Linked DNA regions of Homo sapiens: regions 1 and 3 are each linked to region 2. Evidence: chromatin loops called from intact Hi-C (ENCODE). Cell type or tissue: ascending aorta. All regions are shown on one strand.

Region 1 (5,000 bases), 130 kb after region 2:
GTGTGAGTATAATTTATTTGTGGTATTATTATACCACCCACTGTCATTTGTACCTTTCGTTTCTCATATCTCCCTTACCCTCTTCCCAAATTTTCCCTTATGTTTCCCCTTCTGCCTTTCTGCCTTTTAAGTGGTATCAGAGATACTGCACAGACCAACCTGTAATTCTCAGAGTTGCAGAGGCTGCCACCTGAAACTGTGTCAGGGTGTATGTATTCTGACTCCTAAAAAATCACCTAAGGCTTCTAAAGAACAAAATTAAATATTTAAGAAAATCCCTAGGAAAACTAAGATAGGAAAAACAAGGTGAAGCTACAGGTAAAGTTAGCACTCCAATGCATGCCATAGCTCCTTCACTTTGATAAAGATGGGCATCAAATCGGCCCCTAAGCTACCAAGCAGCCATCACAAAATAGGAGATAGGTGGTTAAATGATTCAGGTTTCTTGAGGTGAAAAACACATCAGTTGTATGGGAGAACCACAGCTATTCTGGATACTGAAACCCAGGAGAAATTTCTCCCCCAAGTCCTTATAAAGCAAATAGTGTGATATAATGAACCATGTCCTCAACAACATCCCTACAGTAAATAATGAGTTTCACGGGGTTAAGTGGCATAGTTCAGTTACAACAATTATAGAAGGGCACAGCTTCTATTATAAAGTAACGAATATCTCATAGCAAAATGTTCAATACTTAAAAACACATCTCATCTTCCCAAAGGTCAGGACAAAATGAATCTGTACTGGCCAAAGCAAATCCTTTCAGTATATAATTAAGTATAATTGAATCCCTTAATGAAAACTTCCTTTTACGATATCATTCAACAGATTTACTGAATTAAACCATCTTTAAAAAACCAGAAGTGATCCAGCAATCCCACTGCTGGGTATATACCCAAATGGAAATCAGTATACAGAAGAGATATCTGCACTCCCATGTTTGTTCCAGCACTGTTGACAATAGCTAAGATTTGGAAGCAACCTAAGCGTCTATCAACAGATGAATGGATAAAGAAAATGTGGTACATACATACAATGGAGTACTATTCAGCCATTAAAAAAGAATGAGATCCTGTCATTTGCAACAAAGTGGATGGAACTGGAGATTATTATGTTAAATGAAGTAAGTGAGGCACAGAAAGGAAAACATTGCATGGTCTCTTATTTGTGAGAGCTAAAAATTGAAACAATTGAACCCACGGACATAGAGAAGGATGGTTACCAGAAGCTGGGAAAGGTAATGGGGCCTGGGTGGGGGAGGGGGAAAGTGGGGCTGGTTAATGGGTATAAAAAATGAATAAAACCTACTACTTGAAAGCACAACAGGGTGTCTATAGTCAATAATTGTACATTTTAAAATAACAGAAAGAGTATAACTGGATTGTTTGTAACACAAAGGATAAATGTTTGAGGGGATAGATGCCCCATTCCCAATGTGATTAACATTGTATGTCTGAATCAAAACATCTCATGTGCCCCATAAATATATACACCTACTGTGTACTCACAAAAAAAGAATTTTTTAAAAAATCAGAAGTGGGGATTCCGCAGTCCCACATGCTAAATGCTAAGGGGCATAGGCAGCATGACATGTTTGATACATACATACTATTTGATACATATATATATTTGATACATACTCATATATATCATATGTCTAATTTTCTTTAAGTACCCAAAGTGAGTAGATAGACCGTTTTGAAAGTGGCTCCCAGAGGCCGGGCGCGGTGGCTCACGCCTGTAATCCCAGCACTTTGGGAGGCCGAGTCGGGCGGATCACGAGGCGAGGTCAGGAGATGGAGACCATCCTGGCTAACACGGTGAAACCCCGTCTCTACTAAAACAAAAAATCAGCCGGGCGTGGTGGCGGGTGCCTGTAGTCCCAGCTACTCGGGAGGCTGAGGCAGGAGAATGGCGTGAATCCGGGAGGCGGAGCTGACAGCCGAGATCGCGCCACTGCACTCCAGCCTGGGTGACACAGCTAGAGTCCGTCTCAAAAAAAAAAAAAAAGAATAAAAAAGAAAGTGGCTCCCAGAAACCATGATGGCGCCAACAACCTTTCAGGAGGCAGTTAGCAGTTGGTGCTACCAAAGGTGGGGACAGCGGCCATGCACTCCATGATCCCCCGTCCCACTAGTTCTCACCCCGACTTTGGGAACGTGTGGGGCCAGGGACGCTAAACGTCCTACAGTTCAGTTCCCCACAAAGAACTGTCCTAAGCAAGCTGAGAAAAGTCAACGGGTAAAATTGTCACAAACACTATTAGGGTTATTTAAAAGCGACAGCTTAATAATTCTTCCCAGATCTCTCCTATCACCAATACTGGTCCACCACTGGCGGAATTTAAATCCTGCCCCGCCCAACTGTAAACGTCCATGCGCCCACTACCACAAGGGTAACGCCTTAAGCGAGAAATACGATGCCTTTCAGGATGCCAGCGGGGACTTCGGAGCCATAGGTAACCGCACTCCCCGACCTCTCCCTAAAGAACCTCCGGGATGTGGGCCCCCGCTGTGTCAGTGCTCGTTTTGCGCTAGGTCTGTTTGGGAGAGACGGGAGTGAAATGTAGGAGGCTGGGCGTGCTCACATCGCCTGGACTTGTCCAAGAGAGGCGGGCGACGGACCCACCGAGGCCTCAGATTCGGCAGCTGGCCGTCTGGTCGCCGCACTCCCCGGTGTGGGCCGGGGCCGCCCCACAGGCCCCCCACCCCCGACTCTGAGGACCCTCCGCCTGCCCCGACGACCTCTCCCACTGCGAGAGACTCCCTGAGACATAATGGTCTCCGAGGCCGCAGGGTGCGCCTTTTCTCCAGATTCTCCCCACCTGCTTTCCGGCCGCGCTCTTAAGAGCTTCCTCGTTGCCCCCTTGCCGGCGGCTCCTGAGGAGACTTGGCGCTTGCGAGCGTTTTTATAGCCCCGCAGGCATCGGGGCGTGCATCACGAAGCTCCGCATCACAAAGCTCCGCACCACTCAAGGAGGCGGGGCCACAGCGGCCGCAGCCAATGGGGAGCCGAAAGCGACAAAGGCCATGATTTGGCCGGCGAGGGAGACTTATTTCCCCTTTTCTGGCTAAATCTGAACGGATTTAGGTGATTTCCCAACAAATAGCCAGGAGTAGCTCAAAGCGACTGCCTCTCCGTCTTTGGTCGTTGAGCTTAAAATTAGAGCTCGTTTGGAAAGAAAGTAAGAGATTTATGGCAGTGCTGTCTTGTCACTGCCTCGCCATTCCACACATTGCTCCTGGCCCCATAAACTATAGCTCTCTTCGGTCACCTTTAGGAATAATAATTTCTGCCACGTTGTAGACACACAGTGAATAATTGTATGCAACAGAGCACTTTTTCTTTTGTGAAACTCGCCTGTGGAATGGGAGTTCAGCATGAATCCAGAAACTTCCTGTTTCTCCACAGTTGAGATCAGACACCAACTATCCCCACAAAGCACACCGTCAGCAACAAGTCAAGGTGTTACTGTGTGTAACTTCAGCTCAATTTTACCAAACTAAAGGAATACTGCTTCATTTAAAAACGCCCACTCTGCCGGGCACGGTGGCTCACGCCTGTAATCCCAGCACTTTCGGAGGCCGAGGCGGGTGGATCACGAGGTCAGGAGTTCAAGACCAGCCTGGCCAAGATGGTGAAACCCTGTCTCTACTAAAAATACAAAATATTAGCCGGTCGTGGTGGTGGGTGCCTGTAATCCCAGCTACTCTGGAGGTTGAGGCAGAGAATTGCTTGAACCTGGGAGGCGGAGGTTGCAGTGAGCCCAGATCACACCACTGCACTCCAGCCTGGGCTACTGAGCGAGACTCCGTCTCAAAAAAACAAAAAACAAAACAAAAAAAACAAAAAAACGCCCACTCTCTGCTCTTTCACTCATTTAGGCTCAGGTATTTGGGCTGGGCTCTAAATAACACCATAATCATGATTATCAGAGTACAAGCAGCCTTAATTTTGATCCATCTTCAAATGTTTAAAAAGCAACTACTTTAAACCAAAGAGCATCGCCAGGGCAGATATCTGACCAAAAACAAAACAAAACAAAACAAAAACCAAACCAAAATAAAACAAAACCCTATTTTTTAATTCAGAAAAAATTAGGGCTTCCAGAGCACTTTGCAATAAAAGCAATGTTAAGGCCTCAGTCAGCATTATCTGGTGCCATTCATTAATCCACTTAATAATTATTTTACTGAGTGCCAGGAAAGCTCCCTCTTCTCGGGAAGTTTACATACTTAAAAAGGGAGAATTAGCGAGACTCCGTCTCACAAAACAAAACAAAAAAAAGGGAGAAATGCTTTTAGACTGAGTATGTTGGTGGGTCTGCAGATATTTTTCATCCTTCATCACTTGCCTCCAGCACCACTTTGGTAATGTAAATAAAAGTGAGATGAGGCTGTCATGATTTCTGATAGCTTGGTTTATAACACATTTAGGTGTCAGAGACATAATGAACTGAGCTACTGAAAATCCTAAGTACCTCATCTATGGTGTCTTTTGGAATTGGAGACATTTATGGTTTTTTTAACGTAACCTTGGTGGGTCATCTCAAACATCTATTAGGTGTAAGGTATTATGCAGAAATACCTGTAACTCAAAAAACAAGATTTTACTCTCCATTTCTTCAGTGACTGTTTGGCTGAGTCATTCTGAAATGCAAATTGTTACAATGTAAACATCTAACCAAGAATTTTCAAACCACTGCCCATCGCTGCTTTGATTTCTTGAACTCTTAATGATTTGATGTGGTTTCACAATCTTGGCTTGTGTTCATCTCCCTTTCAATCACCAGTATGTTATTTTTTGGTCACCAATGATTTAAAACGCAAATGTACCTTCCACTGCCCCTCTCCCACACCCCAAATCCTTACCCTATGGAAGTCCATGGTTGTGGGTGTGGCCTCTGCATACCTCTCGTATTTCATGTCTCACCATGTGATTCCCACTTGACCCTCCAGAGTCTTGAACACACATGTCGCTTATCACCTCTGTGCTTTTG
Region 2 (5,000 bases):
CCACAGTGCCGCCTCTTTTGGCTTCTCCTTCCTTTGTAGCAGCTCCCCCTCAGTCACCTTCTTTTTTTTTTTTAATTTTGAGATGGAGTCTTACTCTGTTGCCCAGGCTGGAGTGCAGTGGTGCCATCTTGGCTCACTGCAACCTCAGCCTCCCGGGTTCAAGCGATTCTCCTGCCTCACCCTCCTGAGTAGCTGGGATTACAAGTGCACGCCACCACACCCAGCTAATTTTTTTGTATTTTAGTAGAGATGGGGTTTCACTGTGTTAACCAGGCTGGTCTCAAACTTCTGAACTGAAGTGATACACTCGCCTTGGCCTCCCAGAGTGCTGTGATTACAGGCTTCAGCCACCACGCCTGGCCTCAGCCACCTTCTAAAGCATTTTTTCATCTGCCTATGTATTAAATATTAGTATTACCTAGGTTTCTGCGAGTGACCTTCTCACTCCTCATATTCTCCCTGGATGATGTCACCCATTCTTTTAACTAGAATTCCCTGAGGACTCAGATGTCTCCACCTCAGACTTCTCCTGAGTTCTGATCTAATATATCCAGCTGCCTTTTGAACATTTACATATGCTTATATCAGAAGCATTTCAAAACCAACGTGTCTCAAACTGAGTTATCCATTCAACTCATAGACTTGCCACCCATTCAGTAATTCAGGCCAGGATCATGGGAACTGGCTTTGGTTCATCCTCCTTCTTCCTCCCTATCTTTAATCAAGTCCCGTCAATTTTTTTTTTTTTTTTTTTGTGAAGGAGTCTCGCTCTGTTGCCCAGGCTAGAGTACAGCGACACAGTCTTGGCTCACTGCAACCTCTGCCTCCTGGGTTCCAGCAATTCTCCTGCCTCAGCCTCCTGAGTAGCTGGGATTACAGGCACACACCACCATACCCTGCTAATTTTTGTATTTTTAGTAGAAACGGGGTTTTACCATGTTGGCCAGGCTGGTCTAGAACTCCTGACCTCAAGTGATCTGCCTGCCTCGGCCTCTCAATGTGCTGGGATTATAGGTGTGAGCCACCGTGCCCGGTTCAATTTGGTTTTTTAATATCTTGGTTGCCTATCTCCCTTTATTCTGTCTTCCCTGACTCCAGCATACAGTTCCCCATTGCTGTTCTGTGAGATAAATTCTCAAGGCTGCTCTGTTGGATGACTGTAACCATTTCCTCATACAGGCTCCACCCTTCAAAACTAGGTGAGGTGTCCCTGCTGCTCCATGAGTTCCTGGCTGTCATAGCATTTATCATATTGTATCATTATATATTCACAAACTGGAGCTTCCTAAGGAAGCAACTGTATCTTAGTTATTTTTGTAGCATGGTACTTGGCATGTGGTAGATGGTGAATAAATATTTGAATGAATGAATAATGAATGTACAAAGGAAAAAATTCAGGCTTTGGGATCAGACCAATCTGGATCTAAACTCTGCTACCTCGACCTTGAACAAATGAATATATGTTTAGGAATTCTGTTTCCACATCTGAAATTGAGCGCATATATGTGCTATTTTATGTGAGGTGCTTCAGTACAGTACCTGGCACATTTAGGAGCCATGTAGATTGCCTTTTAAAACAAGAAGGTAATTTGTTGTTCATTGTTTTGCTACCTAGCACTACTTTTATAAACTGAATTCATTCTCTAATTTTCAGGGCCTAGGGAGAGATTCTGTAGCAGGGACTCCTCTTTCCATACATGATTTTTCCAAGTACAGTAACAGTTATTATTCTGAGTGAAAAAAGTAAAAGAAATGAACTGACTTTTCAAAGATGCCATGAGGCTGGGCGTGGTGGCTCACGCCTGTAATCCCAGCACTTTGGGAGGCCAGGGCAGGTGGATCACTTGATGCCAGGAGTTGGAGACCAGCATGACCAACATAGCAAAACCCCCGTCTCTACTAAAAATACAAAAAATTAGCTGGGTTTGGTGGTGCAGGCCTGTAATCCCAGCTACTCAGGAAGCTGGGGCACGAGAATCACTTGAACCCAGGAGGTGGAGGTTGCAGTGAGCTGAGATTGTGCCACTACACTCCAGCCTGGGCGACAGAGCAAGACTCTGTCTCCAAATAAATAAATTAATTAATTAATACAATAAAATAACAATGAAAACAAAGATGCCATGAAACCTCACTGACATTCATTCCCAATTTTCCCAGCATGGCCTGGAATGGTCTTTAACACATTCTAGGTCTGTAGTGCAATTACAGCTACCACCAACTTCAATGGGACTTAAAGTACCTAGGATCTTGTGAAAGAAATATTTAATTTTGTTCATTTTTACTCTGAACTCACTAAAGTATGAGGACAGAGTTAAACACTTTAGTAAGGTGAAAGGTTTGAAACATGTTGAAACAAAAAGATTTCTTTCCCTCCATCAGAGTGTTACAGTTAACCATAAATTTCATTAACCTGAACATCCCACTTAAGTGTGGTATTTGGGTGGTGGGTTTTCCTGTCCTCTGAACCTTTGCCCTTCAAGCCTGGCTGGAATAATTTTACCTAAGTAGGTTTCACGGTAGTAGGATTAATACCGTTGTTTTCCTTGTTGCTCAGTGTCCCAACTAGGGTATAAACAATAAATATGTGAAGACTGCCTTTCAGTCTTGGTTTTGGAACCGTAAACGCGAACGCTTCAGCGTGAGCCGGAGTAAGTGACAGGCAGGACTGGAGAGAAGATTCCTTTGCTTTCCAGAGTTTCCCAAGGGGCGGGTTGGTTAAAAAAAAAAAAAAAGAAAAAAGAAAAAAAAAAAGTTGCCAGGGCCGGTGTCTCCAGGAGAGGGCCGAGCGCACAGCAGCTCTAGGACCTCGCAGGCGCCTCGGCGCGGCACTCACGTAGAGCCCAAGGAGCAGTCCCCGACCTCTCCTCGGAGGGCCGTGCAGGCTTCCCCGGCGGTCCCTACCTGCGCCTCCGCCCGCCAGCGGCGCTGGGGAAGGGGAGGAGCGGCCCGGACGCTGCCCGCCGCGCGCAGGGAGCCGCCCGCCGCAGGCCTTGCCGCCGCCCGCCCGCGCTCTCCCCGCGAGCCCCGGAGGGCGGGTCTGCGGCCGAGCCAGCGGCGGCGGAGGGGCAGCGCAGACCTCTGCGGCCCGGGCGGGCGCGGCGCGGGAGTCCTGGGCCGCTGGCGGGCAACGCCTCTGCCCGACCTCGCTGGGGAAGGCTGGCGCTGCTGCCCGGCCGGAGCCAGGGGCAGGCTGCGCAAAGGTGACTTAGGGAGACCTTGCGGGCCGCCCTGGGTCGCGCCTCCCGGATCGGCTCGCCTCGGCTCGACTGGAGGGGAGGAGGAGGAGCAGGCCGAGCGCATTCGCGCTGGAGCTTGCGAGGAGCGCAGGGTGGAGCGCGCCAGCCGGGGTCCTCGGATCTGGCCCAGGTAGGTGGGTGTATTTGCAGCTCGGTGGCTTTGCGGGGCAGCCTGGGGCCACGGAGGACGCCGGGGGACGGAGCGGGGAGGGCGGCCAGACTTGATCCAGGGATGTGAGTAGATCCAAGAATAGTTGGACGTGTGTGTGCAGAGTGGGGTGCAGCCGCGGGCGCGTGGGGAGGGGCGCACCAGCCGGGAGACCCTGCTCTCTTCCCAGTGCGGGTCTCCCTGCCGTGGGGTTCCTGCAGGAAGAGCCCCTGGGGAAAAAGCCCGTGGACTGATGTGTTTCTCAGTTGAATATTGGTATTAGGTCAAGAAGGGCTGGAGTGGGAGGAGTAAGACAGTGAAAGACATTATTGTCCTAAATAACCTTCCAAGTTAGTGATTTTTCGCATGGCTGTGCTCCGGCTGACATTGAGATGAACTTACCATCCGCTCTTCAGAGGCCGCTGAAATTCCAAGAATACGAGAAGTGCATGAGCGGATTAAGGAGAGAAAGGGAAATTCTATTTGTGTTGGGGAATGGGGAGGTGGCTTTTAACTTTAATGTTTTGATTAAGGATTTTTGATTACTCACAGGCTTTCTTTGTAGCCTAAACCAGCGGGGAATCACGTTTCCTAGCATTCAGAGCATGTGGCTAGTTGTTTTGTGCTTTCTGTTGTGCTGGATTTTTCTGGGTTTGGAGAGAGGGTGGTAAGGAGAGGAAGATGCCAGAGAAGAGCTTAGTACAGCTTTTCTGAGTTATTAAGGCTATTAAAAGTTTCTTAATTTTAATTAGGTTCAAAGACTGAATTAAGGCATTGCTTAGCAGGAATCTTTTTCGAGAGAGAAAAATGCTTGAAATGTGTGTTGGTGGAATAGTGTGTAGGCAGGAAAACGGGGTGGGGTGGGGGGTGTCTAAATACAAACTTGCTTTCCATTTTGAGGACACACCGAAGTTAATCTCCTCTCCAAATCAAATTTTTTAGTCCCTAAGCTGATGTCTTTGGCAAGGTAACTCAATTTCTGTTTAGTGGATATTTAATCTGAGCATAACTACCAGGGAGCTATTTCAGCCTCTGTCCCAGTGCTACTTTTGCCAGACTGGAGTTTTAAAGGAACTTGTATCAGCCTGAATATAGTTGCTGGACTCTAGTCTCCCCTCTTTAAAAACCCTTTAAAGGTTAAATTTAGGAGATTGTATTGACAGTGAAAGTGACCCGTATAATTTCTTTGCCCCCAGTTGTGAGCCCTGCATAATGGGGGGGAAGTAAAAGAGCCTGTTAGGTTTTCCATATTAAAGCAAAGGTCTTACTGATACTCAGGGTGGTTTATAAATAGTTTGAGCATGTTTAAATATTGTGCATAACTGAGAAAATAATTATGCAACATCATAATCTAAGCTCCATGTACAATTTTTGACATTTATCATTTACATTCTTTATAAAAAGGTTGGCTAAACTTACTACTTCTGGCATTCAAATATATGACTGTTTATCAGCTTTCTGAGAATTATAAGAAATATTTTAATTCCTCTAAAAATAGAAATTTAGAATTGTTATTCAGTCCACATTATTCAACATATATTCCTAAAATTTTCAGTTTATTTTATATATAGTCCAGAGATATAGCTACAAATTAATTTTGGAAGCAGCTAAGACAT
Region 3 (5,000 bases), 55 kb after region 2:
ATTGACCTCATCCTGCCCTAGTTTAAAGAGCAGATAGGAGTTGCTCTTTTGGAGACGGGCTGAGACTCTTTAGAACTGCTTCCAGTTCTAGCATTTTCTAAGCAAATGATGGTGAGACATACTTTCACCAGACTCCAAGCGCTTGTTCTCATCTAGTCTAGATGAGTGATTATTGTAGGTAAATCAGAGCAGTTTTCTAGGGCAGCCATAATCTGTAAGGCTATGCTTAAATCAACCAAATAGCAAAGAGCTAAGAAACTTATGTACGAAGAGAAATAAAAAATATTTTCAGATGAATAATCCCATTTCTAAAACTTTTTATTATGGAAATTTTCAAGCATGCCTACAAGTAGAATAATATAATGAACCCTTGATTCCCATCATTCACCCTCAACATTTACCATGTGCCCAACTTGGTTTCATCTATAAACCACCACATCAATGTTCTGATTTATTTTTATTTGTTGTGAGACAGGGTCTCACCCCATTGCCCAGGCTGGAGTGCAGTGGTGTGATTATAGCTTACTGCAGCCTCAACCTCCTTGGTCTCAGGTGATCCTCCCACCTCAGCCTCTTGAGTAGCTGTGACTACAGGAGTCACTAGCATGCCTAGCTAATTAATTTTTTTTTTCCAGATATGAGGCCTTGCTATGTTACCCAGGCTGGTCTTGAACCCCTAGCCTCAAGACATCCTCCCACCTTGACCTCCCAAAGTGCTGGGATTACAGGCATGAGCCACTGCGCTCGGCCTCCTATTTTTAAAGCAAATCCAAGCTATACCATTTTATCTTTATTTTTTTTAGGGACATAGCTTTTTAACTAACAAAAATTGTATATTTGTAGTGTACAACATGGTGTTTTGAAATATATATACCGCACATTGTGTAATGGATGAATCGAGCTAATATATGCATACCTCACATGCTTATTTTTTATGGTGAGAACACTTTAAACTATACTCTCTAGTGATTTTCAAGTATATAATACATTGTTAGTAACTATAGTCACCATGTTGGGCCAGGCGCAGTGGCTCACGCCTATAATCCCAGCACTTTGGGAGACCGAGGTGGGTGGATCACCTGAGGTCAGGAGTTCGAGACCAGCCTGGCCAACATAGTGAAACCCCCGTCTCTACCAAAAAATACAAAAATTAGCCAGGCGCAGTAGTGCATGCCTGTAATCCCAGCTACTCAGAAGGCTGAGGTGGGAGAATCGCTTGAACCTGGGAGGCAGAGGTTGCAGTGAGCCGAAAGCACCCCACTGCTCTCCAGCCTGGGTGACGGAGCGAGACTCCATCTCAAAAAAAACAAAACAAAAACCATGTTGTACAGTAGATTACTTGAACTGATTTCTACAAAAAATATGGGACACTTCATGAATTTGCATGTCATCCTTGTTCAGGGGTCATGCTAATCTTCGTATCATTTCAATGTTTAGTATATGTGTTGCCAAAGCAGGCACTCATTTCATCTTTTAAATAACTCAGTATGTATCTCTAAAACAGTGGGAGTCTTTTTTGCTTCTAAACCACAGTACTATTATCATGTATAATAATAATTTCTTAATTATCATCAAGTATTTAGTTAGTATTCACATTTTCTTGATTGTCTTGTAAATGTCATTTAGTAATTGGATCCAAAATGGTATTTAGTAATAGGATCCCAAAGTTCTACATACTGCCTTTGGTTTCTATGTCTCTTAAGTCATTTTACTCCAGGTTTCCTCTTCCCTCCCCCATTTTTTCTTGCCATTTATTTTTCAAGAAACCTGGTCGTTTGTTCTGTAGAGTATTCTACCATCTGGATATTGCTGGTTGTATTCCTGGGGTATCATTCCACATGTTCTTTTACTCCTGAATTTCCTGTGGACTGATGGTTATTTACAAAGGTGTGGCCAGATTTATGTTTCAGTTTTTTAGCACAAAATTCATAGGTACACAAACCATAGGTACTTCCTATGACATCAATCAGAGAGCATTTGCTCTCTGATTCTCTTCTTTCTGTAATGGTGAGATTGATTCTTGGGTTTAGTCATTGACAATCTGACACATCCATGATAAAGTTGCCTGACAGTCTTTCACCTAATGATTTAGTGGTTGATCATTGTCTTCATCTTTATTTCTTTAGGTGCTGCAAAACAGTAGTCTTTCAATTCTGTCACTCCTTCTACATTTATTAGCTGAAAATCTATAAAGAAGAGCTTCTGACAGGGTGCAGAGGTTCACACCTGTAATCCCAGCACTTTGGGAGGCAGAGGCAAGTGTATCACTTGAGGCCAGGAGTTCAAGACCAGTTGGCCAACATGGTGAAACTCTGTCTCTGCTAAAAATACAAAAATTAGCTGGGCGTGGTGGCGGGTGCCTGTAATCTCAACTACACGGGAGACTGAGGCAGGAGAATCGCTTAAACTCGGGAAGTGGAGGTTGCTATGAGCTGAGATCACACCACTGCACTCCAGCCTGAGTGACAGAGCAAGACTCTGTCTCAAAAAAAAAAAAAAAAAGAGCAAAACTTGTCTCAAAAAATAAAGAAGAGCTTCCTAACACCTCCTTATAAAATGATCTATATATTGGTTCCCTAGCATCCTACAAAGGTAATATATGAGCCCATGGGTTGGATTTGTTTAAATCTATTACAGTATCTTTCCCCCTCTTTGGTCAGAGTAAGCCCCTCTGGGTCAGCTTCTGTGTCCCTCTGACAGGACCCTCATTGGTTTCTCTGGTAATTTTTTTTATAGATATTTGTAGGCAATAACTCCATTGTCTTTGATAGCTGCCTTGCTTTCTGATAAGAAAAAAGTGTTTCAGGCTTACATCATTTGTTTCCTGCCCCAGACATAGAGTCAGCTATTTCTCTAAGGAGCCATATTTCATTTTAGTGGGAAATAATATTTAGAAATAACAATCTGAGTGGTAAGGATGTTCATTGCTACTGCATTGACCGTTGTTTGTAGTCTTATTCCTCGGAGACAGCTGAAACCTTTCCTCCCCTTTAAAAAAAAAAATAACCGATGAACCCTAAACAAAAACAGGTAAATAAAATTGTTTTTGTCCTTCTTTTTAATTTATATGAAAAGATGTTTGAGTTTTGGAAGTTTGTATTGTCCTTTGAAACTGGAATTTAAGAAAGAGGTAGCTGAAAAGAAAGTACTGATCTTAGAATAACATTGTTTTCTATTGGTAAATGTGAAATAAGAAAAATTGCCCATATATTTAAAATCTATGAACATGGTTTTCCTTTTTCTTTTTTCTTCTGGAGACACAGTCTCGCTCTGTCGCCAAGGCTGGAGTGCAGTGGCACTATCTCGGCTCACTGCAACCCCTGCCTCCCGGGTTCAAGCAATTCTCCTGCCTCAGCCTCCCAGGTAGCTGGGACTGCAGGCACACGCTGCCACGCCCAGCTAATTTTTTTGTATTTTAGTACAGACAGGGTTTCACTGTGTTGCCCAGGCTGGTCTCAAACTCCTGAGCTCGGGCAATCCACCCGCCTTGGCCTCCCAAAGTGCTGGGATTACAGGTGTGAGCCACTGCGCTTGGCCAGTTTTTCATTTTATTGAGAATACAAAGGCGTGTCTGGTCTCTACAAAGCTGGTTGTAAAGTTACATTGTCAAATGTAAACAAGAGGTGACGAGAGGCTGTAAGCTCTGTTATTTGTACCTGGGTCCCTTGATACTACTTTCCCCATTCAGAGGTCTCGTTATTTTCTCCTTTTGATCCCTGGACTTTTTCAATATCTTAGGTAAATATCCAATTTCTATTTCAAGTTTACTTTACAAACACTTATAATCCCCAGGATGTCAACAGAAAGAAGCAGTTAAATATTTATTAAAACGTATATTCTTGCTTGGCATCTCGATCTATTTATCCAAAGATGTACCCTCTTCCCCCAACCCTCCCATTCCCAACACACGTGAACACAAGATTTTGAGTGCCTAGGAAATATCTTTCACAGTAACAGCCTTTTAATGGTCTGCCTTAACCTGTTTCTTCTGCCCACATCTTCTAATAAATCATAGATTGGGTATCTTGACTTCTGGTGACTTAAGGGATTTGGTCTCTACAAATACACTGAAGTGTCTGTTTTCCTTTGGAGCTGTGCCAATCTAAATTTTGCCTAAAGGAGAAAATCGCCTCAGGGGACACGGAGTTCTTTGGCCTTATTTGCTTTGCTTGGTAGCTTAGGAGGAATTTTCCTTTTTCAGAAAACACCATATATAATAATAAAAAAATTGCAAGGTAAATAAATTAAGGAAGTGATTGTTTTAAAAACCACATAGATCCTTAACAGGTTGGTTGGTTGGTTGGTTTGCCTTGTGTTTTAGAATCCTCAGAAAAATTTGGTTTATACACAGCTCTTTTCAAAACACATTGATTGCATAAAATGTGATATGTTCTCATTGTCTGGGCTATGACCTGCTGTTGTATCATGTTGATACAGCACAGTGTTCAGCCAGGATTTGAAATTTAGCATAAAGTATCCATTTTACCATAGTAAATTTCAGATCTGATTGTGTGTTTTAGGACATTGTGTAATCTTTCTCAGCAGAAAAAAAACCTGCTTTAGGAAAGGGGAAGGATGCAGTCCTTTGCAGGACAGGTATTTTACTATGCTCAGAGCAATCCAAAAGGAAACAGAAGGGAAAATAACATACGTGTCAGAGAACCCTGGAGATATTATGTGTTATGTATCACAGAGCAGGAAGGAACCAGAAACTCAACTCCCTTCCTAGAAATTCTATCCCTCTGATGGTAAGCAATCAAAAGCATCTCAGATCATTTATAAACAGAGTTAAATCAGGCTGTGGAAGTAGCTAAAGCAAAGCACAAACAAATTGTTATATTTATTCTGAAAAAGTAGGTGTGGTTTGAAGGGAAGTTAGTCTGGAAAGTTCAGAGCCATGAAAAGCAACACAGTCATATTTGCAGAAGGGCACTTCTGTTATTCAGTCCATCTCTGCTTCGTTTTTTGTCTTCTCTTGTTGTGAAGTATTTTTTGCACAG

Evidence for each region. Peaks named below come from ENCODE experiments on the same cell type or tissue, not always from the same donor. Only the 100,000 strongest peaks of a DNase experiment are listed, where the experiment ranks them.
Region 1: it touches region 2 in a loop (13-fold over the local background); 3 of 110 quality-filtered maps call a loop at or near these places.
Region 3: a loop joins it to region 2, with 2.7 times the contacts of the local background. A loop is called at or near these places in 23 of 110 quality-filtered maps.

Annotation. Positions count from the first base shown.
Region 1 is chr18:24,136,944-24,141,943 of GRCh38, reverse strand. CABYR (calcium binding tyrosine phosphorylation regulated) reads right to left here and starts at 2,882. Exons shown (of 6, transcript NM_153769.3): 1 at 2,826-2,882. RefSeq lists an enhancer at 3,238-3,297. In ascending aorta, no CTCF peak of the experiment used is centred here; DNase peaks (open chromatin) are centred at 2,518 and 2,973; H3K4me3 peaks cover 1,793 bases; H3K27ac peaks cover 1,361 bases.
Region 2 is chr18:24,269,988-24,274,987 of GRCh38, reverse strand. The region is part of intron 15 of OSBPL1A (oxysterol binding protein like 1A); the gene reads left to right. Among named protein-coding and RNA genes, the nearest start is that of MIR320C2, 49 kb to the left of the region's middle. RefSeq lists a silencer at 636-849. In ascending aorta, a CTCF peak has its summit at 2,772; DNase peaks (open chromatin) are centred at 7, 2,847 and 3,257; H3K4me3 peaks cover 2,423 bases; H3K27ac peaks cover 2,825 bases.
Region 3 is chr18:24,214,761-24,219,760 of GRCh38, reverse strand. The region is part of intron 17 of OSBPL1A (oxysterol binding protein like 1A); the gene reads left to right. It also overlaps the pseudogene RNU6-435P. Among named protein-coding and RNA genes, the nearest start is that of CABYR, 78 kb to the right of the region's middle. In ascending aorta, no CTCF peak of the experiment used is centred here; no DNase peak of the experiment used is centred here; H3K27ac peaks cover 2,348 bases.